Linked DNA regions of Homo sapiens: all the other regions are linked to region 1. Evidence: read pairs that join two places in POLR2A ChIA-PET (ENCODE). Cell type or tissue: PC-9. All regions are shown on one strand.

Region 1 (2,500 bases):
CTGTATTCCCAGTGTGCATAGCCTTCTCCAGAAAGCAAGCTTCCAGCCTTCTGCAAGGATGAAGGAAAAGAGATCACAGAGTACAGACAGAGGGAAAGATATCTGGGTATCAAATTCCTAAAATTTCAACCAGTTCTCCCGTTTTGCCCCCCTGTCCCCTCTTCACCATGGGTCCCATGTTTTCCCAGCTTTGAGCTCTCAGGGAATTCTATAAACTGACTTGTTTCTGGGCTTTTCTATTACTTAGAGATCAGCTTTTTAAGTCTACTAAGTCAACGCCTTCTAAAATTTTGGTGTGGGTTTCTCTTCTCCCTTGTGGATTTATGGCTTTTTTAAAAAAGAATTCCCTTATTCTCATTTTAGTATATGTTTGGCAAGAGGCAGAGTTAAATGCTAGTAATATGCCACTTGTTTAACTGAAATCTTAGATAATTTAGCTTTTCAATAAATGTATTTATCTTCATAAATCAAACACGGTGTATCACAGACGAAACGTCAAAATGATGACAAAGTAGTTAAAAGACAAAATTGGAAGGCAAACCTAACAGAATAAAGAAATAAATGGTTGAAAGTTTGGGGGGAGCGGGTAACCTGTTTTTGCTATACAAATTTTGTTAAAAGCCAAATTTTCAAGAGAGAAAAATCAAAACCCCCTGACTTTGTACTTTTTGAGGAGTTAAAGAAACCAAGTGATTTATCCAAGACAAGTGGGCTTTTTAGTGGTGAAGATAAATTTCACATTTAAATCTGGTGAGTCCTTAACATATCATGGAGTAAAAACCAAAACCAAAGGAGACACAGGCTCTGAGAAAGGTGGGTATTTCTAGCAAAAGAAATGCTGTCAGCAGGAGGGCCGGAGGTGATCAAGTTCCAGCATTAAATTATGTACATAAAAACAGTAGTGCTTAAGCTCAAAGGCAGGGTCATCTATTTTTTGAGACAGAGACGGTCTCCCTCTGTCGCCCAGGCTGTAGTGCTGTGGCACAATCTCAGTTCACTGCAACCTCTACCTCCTAGAATCAAGCGATCCTCCTACCTCAGCCTCCCAAGTAGCTAGGACTACAGGTACACGACACCATGCCTGGCTAAATTTTTTTTTTTTTTTTTTTTTAGTAGAGATGAGGTTTTGTCATGTTGCCCAGGCTGGTCTCAGACTCCTGTGGTCAAGCAATCCTCCTGCTTCAGTCTCCCAAAGGGCTGGGATTACAGGCAGGAGCCACTGCGCTCGGCCAAAGACAGGGTAACATAAACTTTACCCTAAATCCACTGTGCATGCAGAAAGGGGTTGACTGACGAATCCTTGTTTTTCTGAGACTCGACATGCAGACAGTTTGATGCTAGAGGAGCTCCCTTTCCTAGGCTTTGTCATATTTCTTTCCCATTCACTGACTGACCTTCCTTGTTTTCAGCCCTCTATTTGCACTGGTACCCTTTAACTCAGTAGTTCTCCGCTATGGTATTAGTTGTCAGGAGTGTCCACACTTAAGTACCTTAAGTTCATGAGTCATTTTTTAAGCAAACAAAAAAGAGTAGTTATAGCACTTACTTTCTTTTGAGCATGAATAGAGAAGAAAAGGACAGAAGTATAGCAAAGAAATTAAAAATCTCTTAGTATTAGAGGTACTAAAAAAATCTAGATATTAGCAAGGGAGAATGGAGTATATGTCAGTATCATCCATGAGTGTCCCAGTAGAAAAACAACTTACTAATCTAACCAATTTCACTTTTGCTGATTCCATTCATCTCTACCTTCAGATTTCTTTTTATTTTCTTCACTACCAAAACCACTCCTGTGCTACTCTTTGACCAACAATTTTATTATGATTATTATTGCAACGTCAATTAAAGCAGGAGCAAGTCTTAGAACTCCTTCCACAATACCTTACCAACAATTAGACCTATAAAATTTAAAAGGTTGGGAGAATACTCAATAGCAGTGCACCTGTAAGGTCTCAGCTGTGCTAATCATAGGAAAATGAATAATTTCTGGAGAACAACTCTTATTTTTTCAAGCATTTTTAAATATAACAGCTTACATACTAAAGCTATATAAATCTTTAGTTACTTAAATGTCTAAAATTACTACTCTATGTATCACTCAGACATTCAATAGAAATGATAAAGTCAAATACAGGCTTTCCTTCTTGACTTCTTGGCAGCTGGAAGAATAATCCATTGCTATACTCTAATACAGACCATATACCTACTCTTCTTCCTGATGCCTAGTGATTCTGTAGCAGGTCATGATCTAACAGTTTGCTCTCAGTTCATGGAACGGCAGCAATGATATGATGCTCAGTCTTTGGTCTGTCTAAATGTGCCCATTCTTCAAAACTCAGCATTACTCCACCCTTTCCCATCATCTCTCTTTGATTTTCTGGTCTGAAGTCCTCCGGGTTGTACACTTCCCATTTATTATCCCTTTGTCTTAGTAATTCATTTGGAGATAACATAAAAGAACTGAGATAAGATATAGGGTTCTATATCACGATATATAGAA
Region 2 (2,500 bases), 130 kb before region 1:
CCAACAGGTTATTTTTCTGGTCTTTTCAGGGAGTGAGCAGTTAACAGAAACAAGAGATTAATGCCTTATGCCCAGTGCTTGGCTATGTGTTCACTAATTTTGTGCAAAAAGGAAATAAGGCCTGAATTTACTATCCAAATAGACAGGCACCCCTACTTGGGTGAAGAAAGTTAAGTTTTAGGAAAATTAAAGGCAGAATTCTCTGTGTCTGTTATAGACTCAGCATAGCACTGAGCTGAATTTTATATGAGCCTAGACTAAAGACAGAAGCCGGGTATTTAGTTGAGTATAGCCAAAAACATCATCAAAACTGGCCAGGTGAGACTGAAGATTAGAGTGGGGAAGCTCCCTGGGACTGTCAGGTACAGAGAAAAAGCACTGGATTTATTTGCAAGTGACACCTGCACCAAAAAATAAATAAAATTAAAAATTTTTTTTTTTTTTGAGAGGGAGTTTCACTCTGTCACCCAGGCTGGAGTGCAATGGCCCGATCTCAGCTCACCTCAACCTCTGCTTCCTGGGTTCAAGTGATTCTCCTGCCTCAGCCTCTCAAGTAGCTGGGATTACAGGCATGCGCCACCATGCTAATTTTTGTGTTTTTAGTAGAGACAGGGTTTCTCCATGTTGGTCAGACTGGTCTTGAACTCCTGACCTCAGGTGATCCACCTGCCTCGGCCTCCCAAAGTGCTGGGATTACAGGCGTGAGCCACTGCACCCGGCCTAAAATTTTTTTAAAGTATTGGTTTTGGATTCAAAAATGTGTTTATGTTCACCATTTACCAGTGATTTTACTGTGGGCAATTAACTTCCCCAAACCTCAGTAGCTCACCTGTAAAATGGAAATAATGTCGGTACCTACATCATAGAGTTAATATGACGGCCAAATGGGACAGTATATGCCAAGAGCTTGTCATGGTGTAATTGGTGGTATTAACTGTTATTATTATAATTCACTGCAGGATTGTAGGGCTTGGGAAGAGGAAAGATATGATCAGTGGTATACTTGAAGGGGATTGAATAATGCAAAAATAAGAGAGAAATGTATTCAAAGCTGGGAATTCAGGATATGGCTTTTCTGTAGTAGTTTGGCATTTTTCCACAAAGACTAGTTATCAAGGCCACAGGGGCTGTTTCCCTAGCTAAATTCTCTCCCTTGGATGTTAAAGTGCTATTTACCTGTCATGAAGGCTGCCTAGGCAGAGTTTGGAACTGTAGAAGAAGCTTGACCTTAAAAGGTCAAGAATTTAGAACTCAACAGAGATGAAATCTGTCAGTGAAACAACTAAGTGTTTTTGTGGGGATGTGTGGGAGGTGGGAACTGTTTTTTTTAAAGATGCTATCAGTGGTGATGCAAAAGAATATGAGCTAATGAGCCCAAGGCTGTTCCTTCTCAAACCTGCTTATTCACCAACCAAGCAAGTCCTGCCCAGGAGGGAGAGAAGGAGGTGATGTTAAGTGAGCTCAGTGCTTACTGTGTGCCATGCCAGTTTTATGTTTGGCCTCCAAAGACAAAGGGAAGAGAAAGAGAAAGGAGGGAAGCTACTCTTCTCATTATTTGTAGAACTACAAACCCAATATTTATTGTGTGCTTACCATGTGCCTCTAGGTACTATGCTTTGCACACATTACCTTGTTTAATCCTTCTCACAAACCTTTCCAGGTATTTTTATCCTCATCATTGAACTCCTCATTGATTTCCTCTTGTTTTCTTATTAAGTACTCACAACTTTGTGAAAGAACTCTGGTGTCAATAATTTGTAAGCAGACAGGAGAAATGTGACGTGGTGTTTGACTGAGTATGGCAGCAAAGAAGAGTATAGAGAATCAACAATAAAAGTTTAAAGAGCAACAGAATGGAAAGATGGCAGGTCGAACAAGGAAAAGGGCTCACAACCTCTATTTTAATGGTGTGGGCCTCAAGAGTAACCACATATCCATGGGAGGGCCTCTAAATATAAAGACAAAAGTCTTGATGGTGATCTTGTGATTATGAGACTGGAAAAGTTGGATCATTTTCTGTTCCTAATGTTACATTTGGAAAATTGAGCAGTTTTCTAGATCCCCAGAGATTCCTTAGAATAAGGTCAAAAGTTGTAAAATGAAATACTGTATATATACTATTAGTCACCTTCATTGTTATTTTATGTGATTTGATTTTTAAGTTAACATGGTGTCAAGATGCCATCCATATGAGTTTTAATAATTTTCATTTAGTCTTATCTGTTTATAAGAGATGCAGGAGTGATTCATTTTTGTACTAGTTAATATCAACTCTTTCTCAGAAGTAGTCAAAATATAAATAAAAGTTCTTCAAAAGTAACCCAGGAGCAACAGCTGAGCAGTGCCAGAGTTGTGAGGTAAACATCAATCATTTCACAAATGTTCTGACTTGTTGAGCAGTGTTCATTTCCAGGTTTCAAACTTAAAGTATCTATTAAGCAATCTTAAAAGAAAGAACACCGCCTTAGGAAAAAAGAGATTTGCCAAACTCTTCATACTT
Region 3 (2,500 bases), 600 kb after region 1:
GCTAAATATAGACTGCTGTTTACCTATCTCTATCAGCTATCTATGTCTACCTATTAATGTGTCTGTCTCTCTATAACATATGCATGTATATATTTCAATGGAACTGCATTTTTAAAATATATATTTTGTTCTTTTCTGAGATGTATTGTTTCGTTATGTCATGCTTTTTCCCTAAGGTTTCAATTTTTCTTTTACATTTTAATTAATTTTACATTTATTTTGTATCTTATTTGAGTGATCTTGATATTACAACATGTTCATGGGGTTATAAATCAGATGTGTCTTTTAACTCATAATAGATTCTTTCCTCATATGCTTTTAATTTTTGCTTTTAATTTTTTATTGTTAGCTCACACATTAGGAAGGCTTAATTTTTCCCTGCTGTCAGAAAACCTTGTAGTAGCTTGCACTGTGTTCTGCAAAAGAAGCCTCAGAATTATTAACAAATTTTATATTAATTTCTTCAATTGGTGGTACTGACATTACATAGGTAATGAAAATTTGAACCCTAAACCAATGTGAGATACAAAACTGGAACCTCTGAGGATTATTCTTTTTCCTTCTATAGCCCACAGTAATACAGATGAGCTTTCTTTCCACTTCCCTGTGCCGGTGGGGAGAATATTTGTCTAGTTTGCCCTTTCACTAAGGGTATAGCACTTTGGGGATTCTAGGTTTATGTTAGTCTCAGTTTCTCTTCCCTGTCTTGTATCCAAGATGCTGTATCGCACAGACAGAAAATCCTTATCCTTCCTGCCTACAGTAGCCTCACCATCAGCTCAAAATATTCTGCTTTCAATTACCTATTCACTTATGATACTTGACATTTTTCCTTCCTCACAAGCTGTCAGGCATTTAAAACAATTTCAACATTTTAAAGCATGAGAGATTTTACTTTTTTTTTTTGTCCATGGCATTTCTGGAATCTGAACTCTCCCTTAGTAATATCTTAGTAAAAGTTCTATAGGTAAAATTGCTGAGTCAAAGTATTCATCTATCTTTAATGCTTTTAACATAATTGTCAAAATTGTTTGCTACAAGAAGCATGCAAGGATAGGATCATGATGATGCCTCAGTCTACACAGATGACCTTTGCTTTGCTTCTCTGTCCCTTCTCTTTCATCCTTCTTCTACTCTGGTGCTACTTTATGACAGCCTGGAATCATTTGTTTCTGCATTTCTGGGGTGCTATGGAGCTCTTCAGTGCTGTATTGACTTGTCTGTCTTGTCACCTACCACCGCAAATTGTAATATGGTTTATTGCTACTTCCTCAGTATTGACTGAGGATAGTGTAAGTGTTGCTATTGCTTTGTGTTCCTACAGGGACAAAAGCCTTTTTCACAGGGACTCATGACTTGCTACCCTTTCAATTCACCTTCCTTCCCACTGTCTAAGAAATCTTTACTGATTTTCGAGTTAGAGAATGAAGGTGGTTAAGAGTCTAGCTGTTAAGTAAACTGCATTTTCCCATCTATTGTCTGGCCTGTGTACTAGAGTCCTCTCTGCTGCTCTTGGGAGAGTGGAATTTTAAAATTCCAAATTCAAGAAAGTATGGCATCTTTTTTTTTCCCCCTTGTTTTCAGTTCATGTGAGACAAATCAGTAGAATGTCTCAATGACTGAAGGGTCACAGAGTGAAAGAAGGCAGGGGAATAAAATCACTTTTGTTAATATAGCATATTATTATCATATAACATTTAATGAAGCTTCGGGGGATTCTTTTACTTCACCCACATGGTCCCTTGCCACTCTTACAATACCTTAGACCTCAAATCTCCAAACGTATACTTTTTTGACTCACAGGAAGTCTAGGTTTCCGTTTCGGTTTTGCAAAATATCTAAGCTATTTCTCCTGGGAGTCCTTAGAGAGACAGAGTTCTGGCATAAAATGAAGCTACTTCTTGCATTTCTGGGGTTCTTCTTTTTAGTGTTCCTTCCTCTGGTCATCCATGACCTCTGTAGCCCAAGATTGTTGCTGATGGAATTGCCAGTGTTGTCACAGATATCCTCTATTTTTGACGCTTTCTCCCTCTAGCCATTAGAAAAGAAAATTTTCTTCTTTATATGACGAGTCTTCTGAAGTTTCTCATAGCATGTATGTTGGCGCCGTGGTAAATTCTTCCTTTATTTTATGTCATTTTTTGTCTTAGAGTAAGCAGACATCCAAAGGGCAATGTTAGGGGATGGAGAGGTCTATTCTCATACTCTCTCTGAAAATACTATTTCTCTTTTGAAACTCAGGTTCTGTTGCTCTACTTACATACTCTATCAGACTTGTTTTTCACTTGGATATTTTCTCACAGATTTCATTATCCCATGGAAATCAAGTTCTATTACTGGAAATCTGGATCTGTGCCCTAGAACATTCCCAGGCAGTTAAGACACTCTTGATCAAGTTATGATTGTTAGAAGATGGTTCTGCCCAAGAGCACAGAAAGAGCCTCTGTGGACTAATGAGGTTTAACTTCCAATTACATCTAATAGAGTTTTATATCTGACA

What was found. ChIA-PET counts read pairs that join two places held together with the same protein. Peaks named below come from ENCODE experiments on the same cell type or tissue, not always from the same donor. Only the 100,000 strongest peaks of a DNase experiment are listed, where the experiment ranks them.
Region 2: POLR2A ChIA-PET joins it to region 1 with 5 read pairs; 4 of 35 experiments call an interaction of 5 or more read pairs at or near these places.
Region 3: POLR2A ChIA-PET joins it to region 1 with 8 read pairs; 3 of 35 experiments call an interaction of 5 or more read pairs at or near these places.

The regions. Positions count from the first base shown.
Region 1 is chr12:89,698,923-89,701,422 of GRCh38, forward strand. The region is part of intron 1 of ATP2B1 (ATPase plasma membrane Ca2+ transporting 1); the gene reads right to left. Among named protein-coding and RNA genes, the nearest start is that of ATP2B1, 8.7 kb to the right of the region's middle. In PC-9, no CTCF peak of the experiment used is centred here; a DNase peak (open chromatin) is centred at 1,469; H3K27ac peaks cover 371 bases.
Region 2 is chr12:89,565,512-89,568,011 of GRCh38, forward strand. No RefSeq gene overlaps it. Among named protein-coding and RNA genes, the nearest start is that of POC1B-GALNT4, 40 kb to the left of the region's middle. In PC-9, no CTCF peak of the experiment used is centred here; no DNase peak of the experiment used is centred here.
Region 3 is chr12:90,297,508-90,300,007 of GRCh38, forward strand. The region is part of intron 2 of LINC02392 (long intergenic non-protein coding RNA 2392); the gene reads left to right. Among named protein-coding and RNA genes, the nearest start is that of LINC02392, 5.4 kb to the left of the region's middle. In PC-9, no CTCF peak of the experiment used is centred here; no DNase peak of the experiment used is centred here.